2 separate regions of the Mus musculus genome follow, and region 1 is linked to region 2. A link is a loop called in an ENCODE intact Hi-C map of the cell type or tissue named here. Cell type or tissue: gastrocnemius. All regions are shown on one strand. Each heading gives the region's core, and the rest is flanking DNA. Links, peaks and the distances in the headings are about the cores only. Region 1 holds the start of Tjap1 (tight junction associated protein 1). Region 2 holds the start of Zfp318 (zinc finger protein 318).

Region 1 (10,134 bases), core at 1,296-9,295, 100 kb before region 2:
TTTATCTCCGCATGTCAGTAATCAAAACCAAACACCATCCTTAGGGTTTATGTCTAAATTACACAAAGGAATACATCCCTCTTTAATCTATGCTAGAGTGCAGGGCTGCTTTGAGATGTGGCCCTGGCTAGCCTGTCTGTCTCTGGCCAGGGCTCCACCACCATGCCTGAGTCAGAGTGGATCCCAATGTCAGTCTGCTCGCTCACAAAGGCCCAAGGTTGTGTAAAGGGCAGTCACTAAACTGAGTTCTGGAAGGAGAGGACCGGCCTTCCTCTGCACTGGCTCTGCATGGTGTATTATTTCTAAGAGTAAACAGAAGGTAAGGGCAGAGTCCCAGAAAAGATGTCTATACACCCAAACTCCGTCTCCCATGGGTGTATACGGAGCCAACAGGACAGGCAAACACGAACTGAGGGAGACAGTGAAGCAAACAAGAGACAGGTCTCCTCTAGGCATATCTAAATTAACTGCACATACGCCATGCCCGCGGTGCGGCCACCCTGGAAGCTGAGGCGAAGGGATCAACTTTAAAACCCAGGAGGCACTGGGGATTCAGTTGGGTGGAGTACATGCCTAGCCTATGTGAAGGCCAAGGGTTCAGAACCACCTATCAATGAGCACAGGAGGCTGTGGCTAGCTGGGCCACAAAAAAGGTAACGTCACATAAATACAAATGCCTGAGTGGGGAGGGGCTAGAGAGGTTCTCTCAGCAGTTAGGGGTATGTACTGTTCTTCCAGAGTTCAAGTCCCAGAAGGCACAGCAAGTGGTTCACAACCACGCGTAACTCTAGTCCAGGATGATCGTCACCTCTACCTTCTAATTAAAAACAAAACAAATAGTTTTAAAAATAGTAATGATGATGACTATGCAGCCCTGGCTGGCCTGGAACTTGCTAAGTAGACCAGGCTGGCCTCAAAACCACAGAGATCCAACTGCCTCTGCCTCTTGAGTACCAGGAATAAAGATGTACACAAGGCCTAGCCCCAAAACAATTTTTTTAACTTATTACACACACACACACACATATTACATATATATCCAAATAAACTAGTTCATTCAATTGCTGAAACAAGTTATCCTGAGTTCACATCCTGCAGGGCCCTGCCACTTACTAACTGGGGATCCTTGAATAAATGACTCAACCACTGTACTTCATTTCTTTATCTGTGAAATAGGACGGTAAACAGCAGATCTTCTTCATATATCTGCTACTCAAAAAAGTAGCTATTGCACGCAGAGTGCTTCCAGAAGAGAACGTCCTCAGTATTCCTGCTCCCCAGCAAAGACAAAAACTTCCAGCCTCAGCATCCTGACATCGCCTTACGCAGCTTAAAAGGTGGCACTGCATCTTTGTAGCATCAGGCTAGCAGCCCACCGGTACAAATCCTCCATCAATCACAGGGCCAATCGCAGGGATCCGACGAGCATAACAGTATTTTATCAGGCGTCAGGGAGAGTTGAAGCACATTCATGAACCTTTACAACACATATGAGATAGGTACTCTTACTACCTCCACTGAGCAATGAGAAACTGAGGTGCATAGAACTATGCAATTAAGAAAGGTCAAACAAGTCGGGCAGTGGTGGCGCACGCCTTTAATCCCAGCACTCGGGAGGCAGAGGCTGGCGGATTTCTGAGTTCAAGGCCAGCCTGGTCTACAGCGTGAGTTCCAGGACAGCCAAGGCTATACAGAGAAACCCTGTCTCTAAAAACCAAAAAAAAAGAAAGAAAGATAGATAGGTAAGTCAAACAGCCACAGTTGGGATCCAACTAGCAAGCTAGCTCTGTGTATCAGTTTTTGTTCTTTTGTTTTTGAAACAGGTTCCAAGTAGCCTAGGCTAGCCTCAAATACGTTATGTAACTTAAGGACAGTTTCGAACTCCTGATCCTTCTGCCTCCATGGTCGAATACTAAAGTCACTAGTGTATACCAGCTCAATTCTCTTAGCTGCTCAACATTCAACGTACTGCTCTTTTCCCCCTTTTTTCTCTCTCTTTCTCTTCTTTCCTCAGAAACAGGGTCTATGTAGACAAGGCTGGCCTCAAACTACCAATCCTCTTTCCTCAGCCTCCTGCATGCTAGAATTATAGGTGTGTGCTACCGTGCCTGGCTATCACACAATTCTAACTGATTACAATTCCCAAGGAACCATACACACAAATTCTCTTCAGGGGGAAAAGAAAAAGGGTTCCCAAACTTCTAGAAAGGAATCTGAAGCTGAATCTCCTCAGTCCTTGAGCCCCTGGGCACACTGCAGCTAGACTAGCGGCTCTGACTGAAGGCCTCCGCCTCGAGTGAACGTTTGGTGGTAGGAATATGCATGCAGCGAACAAGACATGATTAGTGAGAGCATCTCGACAAAGCCAGACCTCCCGATCCACTCATCACACACAAGCAGGCCCCCACATACACTTTAATAAGAAAGCTGATTCCACCGGGCACAGTGCTGCACTCCCGTAGACCCAGCTACTTGAGATGCTGATGTAGAAGGATCACTCGAGCCCCAGAGTCTGAGGTTAGCCCAGGCAATACAGCAAAACTGCCTCAAAGAAGAAAAGAGAAAAACAGACCAAAAAAAAAAACCTCACAAGCTGGCCACAGTCATTTATGTCTATAATCCCAGCAACCTGGAGGAAGACACATCAGGAAATGAACGGCCATTAAGTTCAAGACCAGCCTGAGTTTTACAATGGGTTCGAGGCTAGACTGGGTCAGAGTGAAACTGTCTTCTTAAAAAACAAAAAAGCTAATTGGGGGCTGGAGAGAATGCTCAGCAATTAAGCGTGTTTACTGTTCTGCAGAAGACCTGGGTTCAGTTCCCATAAGGCAGCTCTCAGATGCCCCTTTCTGCAGTCTGAGAGCTCCTGAAAACACATGGTGCACATACATACTCAGGCACACACAAACCCATGAGAAATGGCTTAGCAGTTAAGGGCACTAGCTGGTCTTCTAGAAGTGGGTTCAATTCCCAGCGCCTACATGGCACCTTATCACCATCTGGAACTCCAGATCCAAGGGATAGGATACCTCTTCTGGCCTTCATGGGCACTAGGCACACATCTGGTATACAAATATATCTGCAGCCAAAACACTCACAAACATAAAATAAAAATACTTTAATTACAATATTTAAAATAAACTAAGCTAGGCATTGTGTGTTCATGAGTTTAAGGTCAGCCTGAAGAGTTCTAGGCCAGCCAGAACTACACAGTAAGACCCTGACTCAAAAACAGTAACAAACAAACAAAACAAATCAAAACAAAAAAACCCCACTAACAACAACAAAAACCTCAAATGTCAGAGGCAGGCTCACAACTCTATCTGCCCCGGGGCAGCAACATAGTGAAGACTGTATTAATACTCTCAGCCTTCAGGCCCCTTTCTCTCCAGCAGTAAGTTCACTACATGGAAGACCAGGCTCCCTCTGAGTACAGAGATTGCCTTTTCTTTTTTAAATGAGATCTGCTAAAGCACATAGAAAAGATGAAGAGAATGCTAACCAGAAAAGGGCACGTTCTGTAATTTTTCCTGCCTCTAGCTCACCAATACAGCTGCAAAGTGACATGTTTATGGGGGATTGTCAGGGATAAAGAGTGTTCACAACTTTCCCCAGGTCACACTGACCCCTGCCCATGGAAGCTCATCTGAGTCCTAGCCCGACTTTCCCTCACCTGGGACACAGCTCCCCCAGGCCACAACCAAGGAACACCAATAACATCTTCTTACCAAAAAGGAAAAAAAAATGCCAAAGCAGACATGCACCAGGAGTGAATTCGGGAGCTGCTCATAGAAATGACCTAAACGTCGGTGAACCCCATCAGAAAGTTGATTGTGACTCCCCATCGTCTGCCACCCACCGCAGGTCTACTACTTCCAGGCAGAATGGCACATTTGACAACTTGAGGGGGAAAATGGAAGAAGACATGGTAACACAAACAGGGAGCTGCTTTGTGACAAGAATCCGCCAGAATACTTTCAGCTCACTCTGCATAGAGAGTTCCAGGCCAGGAAGAGCTACCCTGTGAGACCCTATCTCAAAAAACAATAAACAAAACAATTAAGAAAGGAAGACTATTTTTAGTGGACCGTCTACTTGCCCAGAGTTGTTTATACAGCTGAAGGCAAGCAACACTCAACTCTACACCAGCTCCCACAAGGTAGCCAGCAGTCTTACCAAACACCAACTAAAGATCACAGTCAAAACAAAAAACAAAAAAACAAAAAACAAAAACCTCTGTAGAAGAGCAAGCAAACTTCTCGGATTAACTGATTCACCAAATCCATGGATCCTCTCCCAGGGAGATTATCGCTCAAAACCCTGCCTCTGCAAACCATCTTACCCGCTCTGGGGTTGGGCTGGGGCAAGTTGCTACCTCTTCTTTCCAAGCAGGCAATGTGATTTCTTCCAGTCCCTGGGGCCCTTGGGTCTTCAAGCTGAAATGGGGGCAGACGTTGCTATAGGGGCTATGGGTAAGGCTAATCTAAGCCTGGAAGAGGGTCACACGACTGGCTTCGGTCCCCTCCTTGGGAGACCCGCCCTGCACGCTCCACATCTCACTCCTACCCCTTCCCGACTACGAGAGCCATCTCCCCTCCCACCGGCCTGGGGGAGTCAGGCCTCTGCCTCGCGCTCCAGGCTTCCTTACTCTGAGAGAAGTAACTTTTTCAATCCGTGAGCGATTGCTCCTCCAGAAGCCGAACCACACCTATTTCTGGCTACCCCCCACCCCCGCCCCATCTCCTCCCCTAGGGCTGCCACCAAATTCCAGGCTCCCTCCCCTCCGCCCCCATCGGCATTTTTTTTTCTTTCCGCCTCCAACCCTCCTCCATCCTGGCATCCTAGTTCTCCACCTCGGAGCTGTTCCCTCCCTCCATCTCTACTCCATGCTAGAGTTCCGCAAACCCCCTCAACTCTCGCCACCCAGCGCGACTACTCAAAAATCCCACAACAAACTTTCTGCCGGGGCCTCTCCTTCAGGCAGCCATCTTGCCGCGGGGCAGGCCGGGTAGGGGCCTGGACCGCGGGAATCCCCACGCACCGGGCGCCGTGCGTCATCGGAGGGGCGGGCCTGGGGGCGGGGCCTCGGGGTAAAGCGTTAGGACTCCTGGTGATGCTGGGAAAGTGGGAATCTCCTCCTTTGCAGACCTGGTAAGGGAAGAAGGAAGTCGGTGTTGGAAGTAGGACTCAACAGTGAGAAAGGGGAAAAGGCTGGTACTGTGGGAAAAAATAGAGAACAACGCTTAAAAAATACAAGATGCTTCGTATACAAAGAAAAATACCAACACACCCCTCCACGTACCCCGACTCTCATTGCCACTCCCACCCATCAGGCCTCATTGGCTGGCCTTGGAATGTGAACTCACTTTGTACCTTGAACTCACAGAGAGCCTCTGGCTTCTGACTTCAGGGTGCCACACAAGGCAAAGGAAAATGCCAGCTTTTCATCTCAACGGAAGATAACGCACGACCCAGTCTCTACCACCCTTTTCAACCGTGCTTCCCACCTCTCCCAAAAGTCTTCAGGTTCTTAAATTGTCTTGTGTTATCAGAAAATCAAGCCTTGAGATCTGCAATCCAGTTCCTCCACTCAGGAGGTCAATTTTATACTGTTTTTGGAGGGAGGGGAGAGTCAGCCCAGGCTGACTTCAAATTCATTATGTAGCCCAGGCAAGCATCGAGACGCACCTGGTATTACGGGTATTAGACGGTAGGCCCAGTTTTCAGTTGCCATTCTTAAACTGTCAACGCTTCCAAAAAGCCTTCTCTTTGAAGCTCCTTTTACTAGACGGCTCTAACTAGTTACACCGAACTTTATAACAGATATCCTGTACCATAATTATTTATGAGTTTACTTTATGTGTATGTGCCCACGTCTCTGTATGTGCATGCAGGAGCCTGTAGAGGTCAGAAAAGGGTATGGCATCACCGGGAAATGGAGTTATAGGCAGTTGTGAACCACCATGTAGGTGCTGGGAGCTGACCTTGGGTCCTCTGCAAGGGCAGCAGATGCTCTTCACGGCTGAGCACCTCTCCGGTTCCAGAGTTGTTGTTTTACTTGCTGCGTCCCTTTGCCCTAACGTCTCTTCAAGTCAAAGAGCACGTGTGGATGTCCCATAGCAGGTGCACAGCCCACAACAGTGGTTAGGCAGCAGGTTTTCCTGGGGCCTGCTAAGCATGTTGAGGCTTCCGGCTTTCTGTTTCCTGTGGCTGGAATGTTCTCCTTCTAGGGAGTCACCAACAGGTGTGTCCTTGTTCAAATGATCACGTCTGTGGTCATTCAGGATCCCAGTCACACACACACACACACACACACACACACACACCCAACTGCTTCATTTAACGTTTACTCACATGGAGACCATTATTATCTGACATCATATTAAATCTTTCTTTGTTTACTGACCATCTGTCCTACTATCATGAAAACTCCTAATTTTTTTCCTCATTCAGCACAGTGCCCTTAGTGTCTAAATTGTTTGCACCAAAGTAGGTACTCAGTAAAGATTTGTTATTCAATAAATGATCTGGAAGTGAGTGGCTGGAAGATTCTGGAATCTAGCAGTGGGAAAGAAGAGTCATGCCCCACCCCCCGCCCCAAGACACCTCTGGGCCCTGGCGGGGATGGTGGCAAGGCCAAACCCTGCAACAAAGGAGAACCTGAGAGGGGAGTCAGCTGGAAGTCTGCCTCTGTGTCCTCAGGGAGCACGGCCCTTTTGAAAAGACTCCAGGACTAGAAGAAGCCAGGTAAAGGAAACAGGGAGGACTCGTGGCCAACCAGTTTGCTCTGACCTAAAGACATCAATCTACCCCAAGCCCAGGCCCCGCTTGACCAGATGGTTCCGGAGAAGCCTCAGCATCTGTCCCTCCATAAATTATCCAGCTCTCCTTCCTGCCAGTCTTCTCTGGTGACAGCCGGAACAATCGTCCAGGAATTCCATCTGCTACTCCTGCGAGGTCCCCTCTATAGCTCATCAACATTTCATAGCACAGAGGTGTCCCATTTCCCTGGCCCAAGATGGGAGCTGGGTCAGTCCCTGGGTGAGCTGGTTTCTACTACCCTCCCCAGTCAGCACACACAAATAAAACCTCCCAGAGGATCCCAGGTCTCTAGAGGACAGAGTCCCACATCCTTTTCTTTTTTTGTTTGCATTGTTTTATTATTTTAAAAAAATCAACAAAAACAAAACAGGGTCTCTCTACATAGCTCCAACTGTCCAGGAACTCACTATGAACACCAGACTGGCTTCAAACTCAGAAGTACACGGACCTCTGACTCCCCAGTGCCCCAATTGGCGGTAAGCAACACAGTGCCTTGCTGGAATCCCACACTATATTTCCCATCACCCCCTGTGCTCTTCTATCACATATAGTTTCGAAAACAAGATTACACTGATAAAATTGATCACATAGTTTTTTTTGTTTTGTTTTGTTTTTTTTTATGAAACTCGAAATAAGGGGCTGGAGGTGTAGCTCGGGGGTAGCTTTCATAACAATTATAACTTGGTATAATTAAGAACCTGTTTCAATCCTTCCCACCTAAAACAGGACAAACTGGCTCCTGACCATTACACAGCTCCATTCGGTTCCCTTTAAACTGCTCACTCAGCACTTTTAAAATGTGCCGTTTGCTGAGAGAGGATAACACAGGCTCAAAATGAAGATAAATTGACTTAAAAAAAAAGTTTATAAACAAAACCTTTAGCCAGATGATAGTGGTGCACGACTTTTATCCCAGTACTCTAGAGGCAGAAGCAGGTGGATCTGTGTACATTCAAGACCAACCTGGTCTACAAACGATGTTCCAGGACAGGAAGGGCTGTTGTACAGAGAAAACTTATTTGAAAATAAGTAAATAAATAATATCACAAGCTCAGAATTTGAATCCAGGAGGCTGCTGTACCCCCTCTTTGTGACGTTGGTTGGACACAGAGAACACCTGAATTAGCTCAGTTCCCTGCTACAGAGAGGCATTGAAGATTGTTTCAGAGCCAGGTGTGTTCTTGCATCCCTAGAGCTGTACCACGTGGGTGGGGAGAAGGGGCCTGGAAGGATGGAAGTAGAGACAGCACAAGATGATCAAGAGCATTCTAGGCTGCGCAGAGTTAAAGACAAGCCTAAGTTCCATGAGCCCCTGTCTCAAAACCTGAAACCCAACAAAAAAGATCATTTCAAAAGATAATGATCAGTTAATTTCCTAAAGTTTCAGTTGTCCATAGCTCCTTCCTAACTTCCTTCTAATGAAATCTATGGTGCATAAAGTTTTGCTACATACATTGTCTTTTTCCAACCTTAGGATATTGAGTTTGTCGGAAGGTTAAGAAATATAATTTTAGCTGTGTATGAAGGTATTGCAGCAGCAAAAGAAAGCCAAAAGCAAAGCAGGAGAAATGAAGAGAGGCCACAGCTCCTCCAGGAGCCCAAGCCCACACCTGGGTATGGCGCACTTCAAGTGACTTTCTTAGCGAAGACTAAACATGTCTTCAGTAATGTCAACATCCAAGAGATGGAAGCAGAAAGATCGCGGTGATTTCAAGGACAGTCTGGCTTCCATAGACAGCTTCAGCCTGTGTTACGCTGTGAGGCCCTCACGTGTGTACAGCATACACAGACTTAGGGGACATTATGGTAAGCGAGCTAGTCGAGGACAACAGGAGCCCACCCTGGTGTCACAGGCCGGTAAATCACAGCTACTAGGGATCCTGAGGCACAGAGATCAGATCACAAGGTCAAGGGCAGCTTGCGTGACTTAAAGCAGAAAACACAAAAGGGGATAGAGGATGTAGCTCAACAGTAGGGTACTTGCTGGTCACATGGGAGGCTCCCAGCACTATAAATAAATAAATAAATAAACAAATAAATACACAACTGCTGTTATTTTAGTGACCTAGTAGTCACATTTATAGAGATAGAAATGGATGGAGGCTCCCAGCACTATAAACAAACAAACAAACAACTGCTGTTATTTTAGTGACCTAGTAGTCACATTTATAGAGATAGAAATGGATTCTGTTTGGCTATGCAGGCAGCAGTAAGGCTGGATGATTCTGTCCCATCTCTGCCAAATCAGCAGGCCTTCCCCCACCCCCAACCCCCAACCCCCACCCCCTATCCACTCCAGGTCAGTGTGTGAGACTTGGCCTTGGAAATTCTGCTCTCTTGTAAACTCAACAGTTGTTTCTACAGGAAAAGCAGAAAAAGGGGCTCCAGGTTCCAGAAGCATCCGGGAATGATACCTGGAACAGCGGCTAGGGAGGCTGAGTCACTCCCACCTGGGGCCTGGGTCACCCCCTCATTCACCTTAGGCAGTGCAGGTGGCAGAGACATGCATGTGAACACTTGGTGCTGCTGTACCTTTCCCTCACTGTCTGGATGAGTGACTCCCCGTCCTGCCAAGTCTGTGAACATGCGTCTGAACATGCTTAGGGTCTAAGTGGTCCTTCTCTTGCCATTTTAAAAAAGAGCATATTCAACTGGTCATCAGGCAAGACCCCTCTTCCCTATCACTCCTCAACACTCATGCCTGCTCTCAGCATCCACCCATCCTAACACAGCCTCCTCCCGTGCCCTGGGCAGGAAATTCCAGGTATCCCAAGCAGGACATCCAGGGCCTAAGACTTTGCACAACAGGTAAAACAGTCCTTGAGGCACACAATGGGTTCCAGTAACACACACACACACACACACACACACACACACACACACACACACACACACGCGCGCGCGCGCGCCGCGCTAGCCAAAAGTGGGGAACAATGGCTGGACTTGGATTTCAGCTCTTGAACAGCTGGCTCTGATGATGCTTCAGAGGTAGGATGGGGGTGGGTGGAAAACAGGAAACAGCCAGAGGGAGGCTGCTTACAACATTTGTTGTAGGACTCAAGGGCCCCTCTGCTGGCAGATTGCCCCCTGAGAGATGCACTTCCTGGATAATCTCCCTCCCAGCACCGGCTCAGCCCCCCCCCCCCCCAAGTCTAAAGTCCTTACTGGACTGGCTAGAACTGGCTTAGAGAAACACAGGACAGTACAAGCAGATAAACTGCCCTAACTTGGTGAGAACAAAGGCACGCTCTACAAGCCCTTAGGACTCCTCCAGGTCCAGAGCCTGCAGGAGCATCTATCCCTCTGTTTATT
Region 2 (10,134 bases), core at 960-8,959:
ACGCCCAGTCCTCTTTGATGCTGTTGATCTCGTCTTGCTCTGGCTTTTCTTAACCAAAGTACGAGTTTCTCATGTCACCTTTATTTGCTGTCTGCTACAGAGTCTAATTATAAGTCTGACTAAAAGTAGACAGAAGCAACCATGTTGCATCACATTCTGCACACGTAGACTGATGTCCTCCGTGAGATGAATTTGTCACATTTTAACTCAGCCTCCTACAAAGTCTCAGGATGTGGACAGAATTTAGATGTTTCTTCCCAGGATGTAACATGAGTGGCTTCTAGTCTGGTCCACAACAAAGTCCTCGTTTTGACCTGGAATCTCATGAATACAGCCTTTTCTGTCCATGGTCATGCTAGTATTCTGGTCTTCTGAGCTCACACAAAAACTACTCACTAAATGAAATAGTCTATGGTTTTTCTAGTCTGAATTTCCAAATTCCTCCAGAAAGATCAGTTCCCAAGGTTTAAGAACCACGTGGTCAAGGCAAACAACCCCATTACTGACTCGACTTCTCAGATACCCATTGTCTGTGCTGGTTGGCCTCTCATTGCTGTGAGAGACACCTGAGAGGAGATAACATAGGTAGGATTTTTTTCATTTTGCCTCAGTTTTAGACAATTTAGTCTATCGTGGCACGAAGAATGTGGCAGAACAAAGAGATCGGTACCACAGCACTGGAGAATGGAATGCAGGAAGGGACGAGGGCAAGCTATTGTCTCCAAGGCAATGCTGTGGGAGACAGTTTCATATTAAAACCATAACAGAATGCTATGACAATGTACCTAGTCCAAGAGGCTTGAATAATAGATATTTAACAAGACATGGCAGCTTGCACCTGTAATCCCAGTACTTGGGAGGCTGAAGCAGGAGGGTGGCTGTGATGAGCTCAAGGTCAGCTCGGGCTATACAGTAAGTTCCAGGCCTGCCCAGGCTACAGAATGACAGTCTCTCAGGCCTTGTGTGCTTTACAGGCCTGTAACCAACCCCTAAGCCCTGGGGAGGCAGGGCGATCAGGCATCCAAGGGCATCTTCAGCTACAAATCTGAAGCCAACCAGAACTAAGCAAGATCCTGTCTCAAAATAATAGTAAAAGACAGTTACTTCTCATAGTTGTAGAGTCTGAGAGGTCCAACATCGGGGTGTCAGCAGCTCAGGCTTCTTCTCTCCTTTGTGCATGGCTGTCTTCTCTGTGACCACACACAGCAGAACAACAGACTTCCATGTCTCTTTCTCTTCTGATGAGGCACAACCACACTGAGAGCACCTTGCCTTTCACACCTTCTCTAACCCTACTTCTGGAAATCATCACATTAGGGACGGGAGATTCGTCAGGTGACTTGGGTCCCACAGGACAGCCCACGGTGTGTGAAGGCTCTTAGCCATGTTCATCAAAAGACAAGTAAGAATGCATCGACTCGGTGACAGACAACAGCTGGGAGATGGTTTTAATTAGATTCTTTCCTGTTGTCGTTGACCTTTCAGCACAGGCCTCCAAGGCAGAAAGCCCCTTAGTAGATGTCGGGTTCTCCATCCCTTCATCCCAGAGGGACACGGTGAGAAATGGGGGACCGGCCTGCCTCCTGGCGTTCCTAATCCAGCCTGTTGAGGAGAGCTGAGGACCGTGTTGGAGAATTGCCTTTGGATTCTGCATTCCCTCTCCCACCATTCCACTCAGGGAAGAAAGAGTTTCCACAGAAGTCTAACCCACTCCCTGATCTTACCAGGCGTCAAGTGTGGAGCTGTTATCTGAAAGGAAGTTTAAAGGTTTGTTTGGTTTTGAGCCTGGAACTTTGGAAGGCTGTGAGAATCACTTCATAAGCCTGGTCACCCAGGTGTGTGCCCAGGAGGCTTTGGGACCCTGGACTGCACATTTGTATGCTGCAATAATACTACTGTTCACGATACCAGAGAGTGTTGGAAAGTAAAGGACTCTGCAAAGACTTCCATTGAGGCACAGGACTAATCTGCAGAGGGCAGGCACGGAGGGCAAGAAGGAGAGACTTGCCCTTTGCTTAAAGTATCTTAGTCAGGGTTTCTGTTCCTGCACAAACATCATGACCAAGAAGCAAGCTGGGGAGGAAAGGGTCTATTCAGCTTACACTTTCCACATTGCTGTTCATCACCAAGGAAGTCAGGACTGGAACTCAAGCAGGGCAGGAAGCAGGAGCTGATGCAGAGGCCATGGACGGATGTTCTTTACTGGCTTGCTCAGCCTGCTCTTTTATAGAACCAAGACTACCAGCCCAGAGATGGTCCCACCCACAAGGGGACCTCCCCCCTAAACACTTTATTATTGGAGAAAGACATAGGAGACAATGTTAATACTAGAACAGCAAATCCCAATTTAAAATGTATTGATTCTGGCCAGACAGTGGTGGCATAAACCCTTAATCCCAGCACTGGTCTACAGAGCAAGTTCCAGGACAGCCAGGGCTACACAGAAAAACCATTTTGAAAAAACAAAAAAAAAAAAAAAACAAAAAAAAAGGAAAAAAAGTATTAATTTTGGTTCTAAATAATGGTACTCCATATCTATATTCCCAGCACTTAGGAAGTAGAATCAGAGGATTAGGGGTTCAAAGACATCCTCTGATACATACTGAGTTTGAGACAAGCCTCAGGCAACTGAGACCCTAGTATGTACAATAAGCATTGACTTCAACTAAATATACATAGTGATTTATCTTTCCTCGTCTACTAAAGTAGATGGAGATAACTAAATACATACATAGGTAGTATAATAAAGACAGGGCACATACCTCTGGTAGATTAGCTTTTTCATCAAAATAACGTATATTTACAAATTATATCAATAATATAGGATAAAGCAAACAAGTGTAAGGGAATACAGCTGGTAACATTTTTATACTGGTGCCAGGTGGGAGGTCCATGACTTCAAGGCTAGCCTGATCTACATAGGAAATTCCAGACCAGTTAAGGCTGCATAGTGAAACCTGACTCTCAAAAAAAAAGGGACAGAAGCAAGATTTTTATTCTGAAATAGGAAGCTTATGACATTTATAAATAAGCAAATCGGCTTATATTTTAAACATAATTTAAAAACAAATTAACAAAGTCATATTTTTTTCTTTTCAGAAATCTGATTCTTGTTTTTTGGTGTTTTTTGTTTGTTTGTTTGTTTTTGTTTTTTGTTTTTCGAGACAGGGTTTCTCAGTATAGCCCTGGCTGCCCTGGAATTCTCTCTGTAGACCAGGTTGACCTTGAACTCTGAGATTTGCCTGATTCTGCCTCTGAGTACTAGGATTAAAAAGTTTGTGCCACCAATGCCTGGCTCAGAAATGTGATTTTTACACAAATTCAAGATTTATGTTTAGCTGGTGAAAAATATGAAGCTATTGTCTAGGTTCAACATATTTCCTCACTTTTGGTTTTTTCATGGTGTGAGATCCTCTGAAACTGGAGCCCCAAATGGTTGTGAACTACCACGAAGGTGCTAGAAAAAAGACCTCCGGAGCCATCTCTACCCAGGCCCTATTTTCCTATGTTTTGACTGACCCTTAGGGTCTTGTCTTTTTCTTTTTAAACATTTATTTCTATTTTCTGTGTATGAGTTTTTGCCTCCATGTGTTTCTGCACCACTGATATCTCAAAACACTTGCCAGGCCTGTCACGGTATGGGTTGCTCCGACAGTGGCCTTCACCACCATTTTACTGTAATGCTTGGCTAGAACATCTGGAAATTTTACTGATGTCTGTTGTGTTTGACTTTCACTTTTCTGTACTTTCTCATTTCTCGATTTAAACCTCTATAAGTTATTGGACTGGAAAGTTACCCGACTACGTCAAGCTTCCTCTGGGGGAAAAGGGATGGACACTCGTTGAGGTTCGTAGCTTCTGACAGGGTTTAGGTGTGAGTGTAGGGGGTCGTTTGCTTTCTCACTATATATAATCATTTCTGTAAAGCAGGTGGATTGCTATGGGCACGCACGCTCCAGGAGCCTGGGAACCAAGCTACTGAGGCCTCCGCTACAACCTGGCCCCGCCCACTCACCGGGCTCTCCGGCCCCGCCCACCGCGCCGGGAGGAGGAGAGGGGTGGTCTCTCTGCATCACGTGGTCTCCGGGGGAGTAGGGGGTGGGCGGCTCGCCGGTCGCCATTTTGCGCGGGGCCGAAAGGCGGGGCCTGCGCACTTCAGGGCGCGCGCCCCTGGTGCTCGCGCAGGCTCAGCGCTCCGCCCCACGGCTCCCGGCTCCTGAGGCCGCTCTCCGCGTCCAGCCGCGGGAGAGCCTGGGAGGACGAGGGGGTGTGGCGTGTCGGCGCGTACCCGCGCCCTCCAACCGCTGGCCGGTGGGGCGGGGCCGCGGGGAGGGGGCCGCTCCGTCCGCGAGGGCGGCGCGCTGCGGTGTCCGCGGCGGCGGTGCCTGCGGCTGTGGCGGCACGCTCCCGAGCGGCGTCCGCGGCGCTCCCGGTAGCCATGTACCGCAGTGGCTCCCGCTCCTCCGTCTCTTCGCACCGGTCGAAAGACGGCAGCGCGAGCGGCCCTCCGCCGGGCCGTCCCGTGGGCGCCTCCTCAGGCCCCACACGCCGCCCCTCGTCGCCGCCGCCGCCCTCTTGCTCCTCGCTGCGGCTCCCCGCCCGCCGCCACCGCTCGCCCTCAGGCCACCGCGGCCGCTGGGCCTCGCCGTCCCCGCCTCGGGGTCGTCGCGGCTCCCCGTCCCCGCCCCGCGGCCGCCGGGCCTCACCGTCTCCGACCCGCGGCCGCCGGGCCTCGCCATCCCCTCCGCGGGGTCGTCGTGGCTCCCCGTCCCCGCCGCGCGCCCGTCGCGGCTCCCCGTCGCCACCGCGGAGCCGGCGACACTACCCACCTGGCCTGGGTGGCTTCCGAGGCAGCATTCGAGGCGAGTCCCGCGCCGACTTCGCCCGGGACGGCCGCGGAGACCATCCAGGCGGCGGCGGCGGCAGTCGGGTAATCCCACCCTTCGCCCATGTTGCCCCCATGTCCCCAGCCCCCGGGCCCTCAGGCCAGAGTCCGAATGTCCGAGTCTTCCCCGCTCCCTGACAGTCCTGGGTGCCTCCTTTACACAATAACGGACCCGGGACCCGTTCGGTCACCCGTGTTGGAACAGAACAGGACGCCCGGTTTCTAGGGGGAAGAGGCTTTCGCTCTTGCTATGTGGAAAAGTTCTCCAAGGCGAGGGGCATTTCATCCATACTGACTGGCGCTTTGGCGTTTCCCTTTGGGTTTGATCAAATTCGTTGCTTTAAGGCCCGAGTTTAGCAGAACATCTGAAATGCCTGGTGGCCAGTGAGGAAAGCTTGAACCAAAGCAGACTGGATGCTTTAGCTGTCATGGAGTCTCAGTTATAGCTGTTATTCCGACGAGAGGTGTGCATAATCAATCATTGTGATTGCTGCCATCAGCTAGAGACACAAGAGCAGCTACCAGCAATCTTTTAGGGCTCACGGTCCCTTGAGGTAAAGCAATAGCAATAGGTGTTATCACAGCCAAGGAACCAGCTCAGAGAGGTTTAAGTAGCTTGATCAAGGTGACACACAAGTGATGGAGCTGTGGTTCAGCTCACATGTTGGATTCTCACAGCCTGCGATTTTACATGTTAAAATGTGCTGCTGCTGGAGGGACAAAATGTGGGATTAATTTATGGTTGTGGTGGGTGTAGCTGAGTAGTACTCAGTAGGGCTTACAAAACTGTAAAACCCGATTTGGAATCTTAGCATCCTAATTTTAAATAAAGGTGCAGGTGTGATAGTGACCCCTCAGCTGGCACTACAGTGCCCTAGTGTTCTGGTCATAAACTGATTTGTCACATTGTGAAGACTTCTCAAAGCCCTCACTAGAGAGGAATCGAGTAGAATACTGCAGCCTCCCCCTTCTGGGTGCTGTACTCACTCCAGCTCCAGTTCTCCGTCCCATAGGAAAATGCTTTCTCTTACCACCCGAACATTTACCTCATGCTTCAAGGGAAGCCCCCAGGCTATCCTGTCATCTCTCACCACTCTGAAGGCCCTGCTGCCTCTTCCTCAGATTGGTACAGTTGCCTTCTTCGTAATTGAGCCTTGCTACTCACCATTTATCTTTTCTGTGTTCAGCCATCAAATTGATTTTTAAAAATATTTTGAATAGTGTGTGTTCAGGTGTACCTGTGAATGAGGTATATATGTGGGAGTGCAGATGTTGTGGAGGCTTTGGATTCCTTGGAGATGGTTGTCAGCAAGATGGTTGAGTGCCTGGTCCTTTGGAGGAACTCACTCTTAACTGGAGCCTCCACACTGATTTTCAGCCTTCATTTTATACATTTAATAAGCATCTATTGAGCATCTGCCATGAATTAGATACAGTTACGATAAATAGATGAAGTTAGAAATTCCGTGGTGTGTTCAATGTGATTAAGGGCTAAAACCAAAATCAAGTTACAATTTCAAGGAAAAAAGCCTCATGAGAAGTGAGTCTTTGATTAAGACCGTAAGAGATAAGAGATCAAGTAGTCCAAGCATCAGGAGGGAAATTGTAGTTGGCTCACATGACTTTAATGCTTGAAACCCTCCTGTGCCTCTTATCACATTATCAAATCCAAATTTCCTAATTTTGTCTCTCTTTTCTCTGTGACATTGCTGCAGCTGTCCTGGCCTCTTTTCTGTTACCCAAAGCATACTGATTCATTCCTGAGCTGTTTCCTTTGGCCTGAAACATGTGCTTTTCTTTGAAGGACCTATGTGCCTTCGATTTAGTAGCAGCATCCCAGAAATACTACCTCTAATCATCTTCTTTTGAGTGATCCCTCCTTTTCCTTGTCTTTTAAAGTACTTAAAACATAATTGGTTTTGCCTCTTCTCCTTTAGTTAGACATATATGTGTGTGTGTGTGTGAATGTGTGTGTGTCTATGTCCTGAGAGCCAGGATTTTTACTTGGCTATTCCCATGTTTCATACAAAAAGAGGTCCTGTTTCCCCACCCCCCCCCTTTGGTTTTTTGAGACAGAATCTTTCTGTGTAGCCTCTGCTACACAGTGGACAATTTTTAGGAATGAGTGGAGAATATAAACTCACCCTCTCCTCTCTCAGGGTGGTGGTGCACGCCTTTACACTGGGGAAACAAGAGGCAGGTGGATCTGAGTTCAAGGCCAGCCTGGTCTACAGAGTGAATTCTAGGACAGCCAGGGCTATACAGAAACTGTCTCAAGAGATTTTTTTCCTCTTAAGGAAACTTCTAAATTCTTTTTTATTGTAGAATGGTCCCTTACCGTGATAGACAACAATTTTATAAGTAAGGAGAACATTTTGGGCATAGAGATGTGTTCATGTTTTCACTTTTGTTTTAACTTTTTGTAGAGACGTTCTCCTGGTCTGTGTTCTGATTCTTCTTTGGAGGAGAGTTTAAGGATCACAGTTGGCAATGACCACTTCTGTGTTAGCACACCAGAGCGGCGGCGGCTCAGTGACCGGCTGGGATCTCCAGTGGATGGTCTGCAGGACATGGACAGGTAGGCTTCAGCTATGGCAGGTGCACCATACTTGCTCTGGAAGGCAGAATATTGTTGTTTTCTGAGTGATGTATCTGAAAGTTGGTGCCAGCACTGAAGTCAAACAGTATCTGTGTCCAGTGGAAGATAGAACACTGGAAAAGGCTTTCTGAGTGGGAAGAGTATGTTGATATAGATTCTGTTTCTGAATATAATGTATGCTAGAAAAAGAACATCATGGTACAAGTAGAAAGAGAAGCTAAGGGAACATAAATCAAATATTGGATTAAAATCTAAAAAGATCCCCTTATACAATGAAGGTTTTGGACAAAATGGAAAGTCTCTTTTTTTTCCCTCCTCCTCTTCCTCTTCTTCTTCCTCTCCCTCCTCCTTCTCCTCTTCTTTTTTTTTTTAAAGAGAGGGTTTCTCTGTGTATCCTGTCTGTCTTGAAACTCAGTCGGTAGACCAGACTGGCCTCAGAGATCCTCTTGCTTCTGCTTCCCAAGTGCTGGGATTAAAGGCATAGGCCCCACTGTATACAATGTTTAAAGTTTTCTTATTGATGGAGGATTTAATTTTACTATAGCCCTGGATGAGTTTGAACTTACAGAGTTCTGCCTCTGCTTCCCAGTGCTGGGATTAAAGGCTTGTGGTAGTCTACTTGGCTTTTTTAAGGTATGGGACAGTGTGTGTAGCCCTGGCTGGCTGACCTGGAACTCAACAAAAATCTTCCTGCTCTGCTTCCTGAATGCTGAGATTACAAGCATGACCCCAACATTCAACTACAAAATTAGCTTTGTTTTTGTTTTGTTTTTGTTTTTTGAGACAGGATTTCTCTGTGTAGCCCTGGCTGTCCTGGAATTCACTTTGTAGACCAGGCTGGCCTCGAACTTGGAAATCTGCCTGCCTCTGCCTCCTGAGTGCTGGGATCAAAGGCGTGCACCACCACGCCTGGCCAAAATTAGTTTTTAATGATTTTTTTTAGCATATTCAGGCCAGAATATAGATCCTGAAAGCATTTAAGTAAATAATGCATGTGTGTATATTAAATGTATGAAGCAGTAATAGAAAGCTAGAGATCTTTAAGGTTTTTGTGTGATTACTGCTTACAGTTCTTGAGTGCTAAGGAAAAGTAAACTATACAGTGTTGAATGTAGACCTTAATTACTAAAAGTTATATATGAGGATTAAATAACTTTATTACCTCACAAAAGGAAAAAGGTATGGATGGGAGTGCAGGACAGCCTGTTCTCCATCTTAGCATGTCTGTCAAAATCTCTGTCTAACACAGTGGAGTTTTCATAAGTAACTCATAGTAATCAATCAAGGAAATAGTGTTTGTTACAGGCATTGTTGAGTGTTGTATAGTGTACAGGCAGGCAGATAGGCACAGCTGGGCTGGAAATCTGAGGATAGTGATATTTACTTTAAGCTCCACTGGCTATGGGTGCAGTGAAGCAAGGGAGGACAGTCATATAGCACAGAAACTTCTGAAGGTTGAGCTTCGAGGTATCTGACTGGATCCTAATTGAGTCAATGGTTCTTGCCCTTCCGTCTGCTTCTATTTTGGGAGATGATTGAGTAGGTGGACTCCCCGGGGTGATGGTACAGGGTGTGAGTCTCTTCCTTCCTTGCTGGTTTTTGTGGTACTTAGACTGTATTTCCTCTTTGTTATGGGTATATGCTTCTGATAACTAACCTCCCCCACCTCTCATTTTGTTTTGTTTTGTTTTTGTTTTTGAGACAGGGTTTCTCTGTATAGCCCTGGCTATCCTAGAACTCAGAAATCCGCCTGCCTCTGCCTCCCAAGTGCTGGGATTAAAGGCATGCGCCACCACTGCCTGGCAACAACTCTCTTTTTAAGTAATAAAAAGTTAATTTTCCTCATAAAATGTTTAGAACTATAATGCTTCCAGAATCATGTGTTTTAGAGAAAGTGAGATAAGGGTCTACATGAGAACTGTTGGGTTGTTTTTTTATATTTTTATCACCTGCGTGTTTGTGGTTACTTTTTTTGTTGTTGTTTTTTCAGGACAGGGTTTTTCTGTGTAGCCTTAGGTATCCCGGAACTTTGTAGACCAGGCTGACCTCAAACTCAGAGTTCGGAGTGCACCATACTGCCAGGTGTGATTACTTTTTGTATGGATTAGTGTCCAGTAAAATCAGGTTGTAGCGCCATTAGCATATTCGTTATGTTTCCTGATGGTGGGTCTAGTCTTCGGCTAATTGAATAGACCATTTTCAGGGCTAGAGAAATGACTTGGTGGTTAAAACCACTTGGCTGCTCTTGCAGAGGACAGGAGTTCAGTTTCTAGAACCCATTTCCAGCAACTCAAAACCAAATACAGACCTGTAAGTCCAGTTCCAAGGAATCCAGTGCCCACATCTGGCCTTCAACACCACCTGTACTCAGGTGCACATAGCTGTGCACAGACACAGAAACACACACTTTTTTAAATAAAATCTTTATTTCTAATAGACCATGTTAATTTTTTTTTCTCTTTTATTGAATCTGTCAAGTCTTGTTAATTAGGTTTTTAGGTAACAGCCAAGTGACTTAGGATTTCTATTATGATGAAACATCATGACCAAAAGCAAAATTGAAAAGGAAAGGACTTGGCTTATCTTTCCAAATTGTAGTCCATCACTGAAGGAAGTCAGGACAGGAACTCAAACAGAGTAGGAAACTGTA

Evidence for each region. A loop is a pair of places that touch in the nucleus more often than their neighbours do. Peaks named below come from ENCODE experiments on the same cell type or tissue, not always from the same donor. Only the 100,000 strongest peaks of a DNase experiment are listed, where the experiment ranks them.
Region 1: a loop joins it to region 2, with 2.8 times the contacts of the local background. A loop is called at or near these places in 3 of 42 quality-filtered maps.

Annotation. Positions count from the first base shown.
Region 1 is chr17:46,278,004-46,288,137 of GRCm38, forward strand. Tjap1 (tight junction associated protein 1) reads right to left here and starts at 5,023. Exons shown (of 10, transcript NM_001252474.1): 1 at 4,957-5,023; 2 at 4,343-4,436. In gastrocnemius, for the core only: no CTCF peak of the experiment used is centred there; DNase peaks (open chromatin) are centred at 5,039 and 6,797; H3K4me3 peaks cover 2,083 bases; H3K27ac peaks cover 3,786 bases.
Region 2 is chr17:46,379,401-46,389,534 of GRCm38, forward strand. Zfp318 (zinc finger protein 318) reads left to right here and starts at 4,366. Exons shown (of 10, transcript NM_207671.4): 1 at 4,366-4,930; 2 at 7,312-7,463. The coding sequence starts at 4,439. In gastrocnemius, for the core only: CTCF peaks have their summits at 4,212 and 4,417; DNase peaks (open chromatin) are centred at 4,108 and 4,903; H3K4me3 peaks cover 2,567 bases; H3K27ac peaks cover 2,233 bases.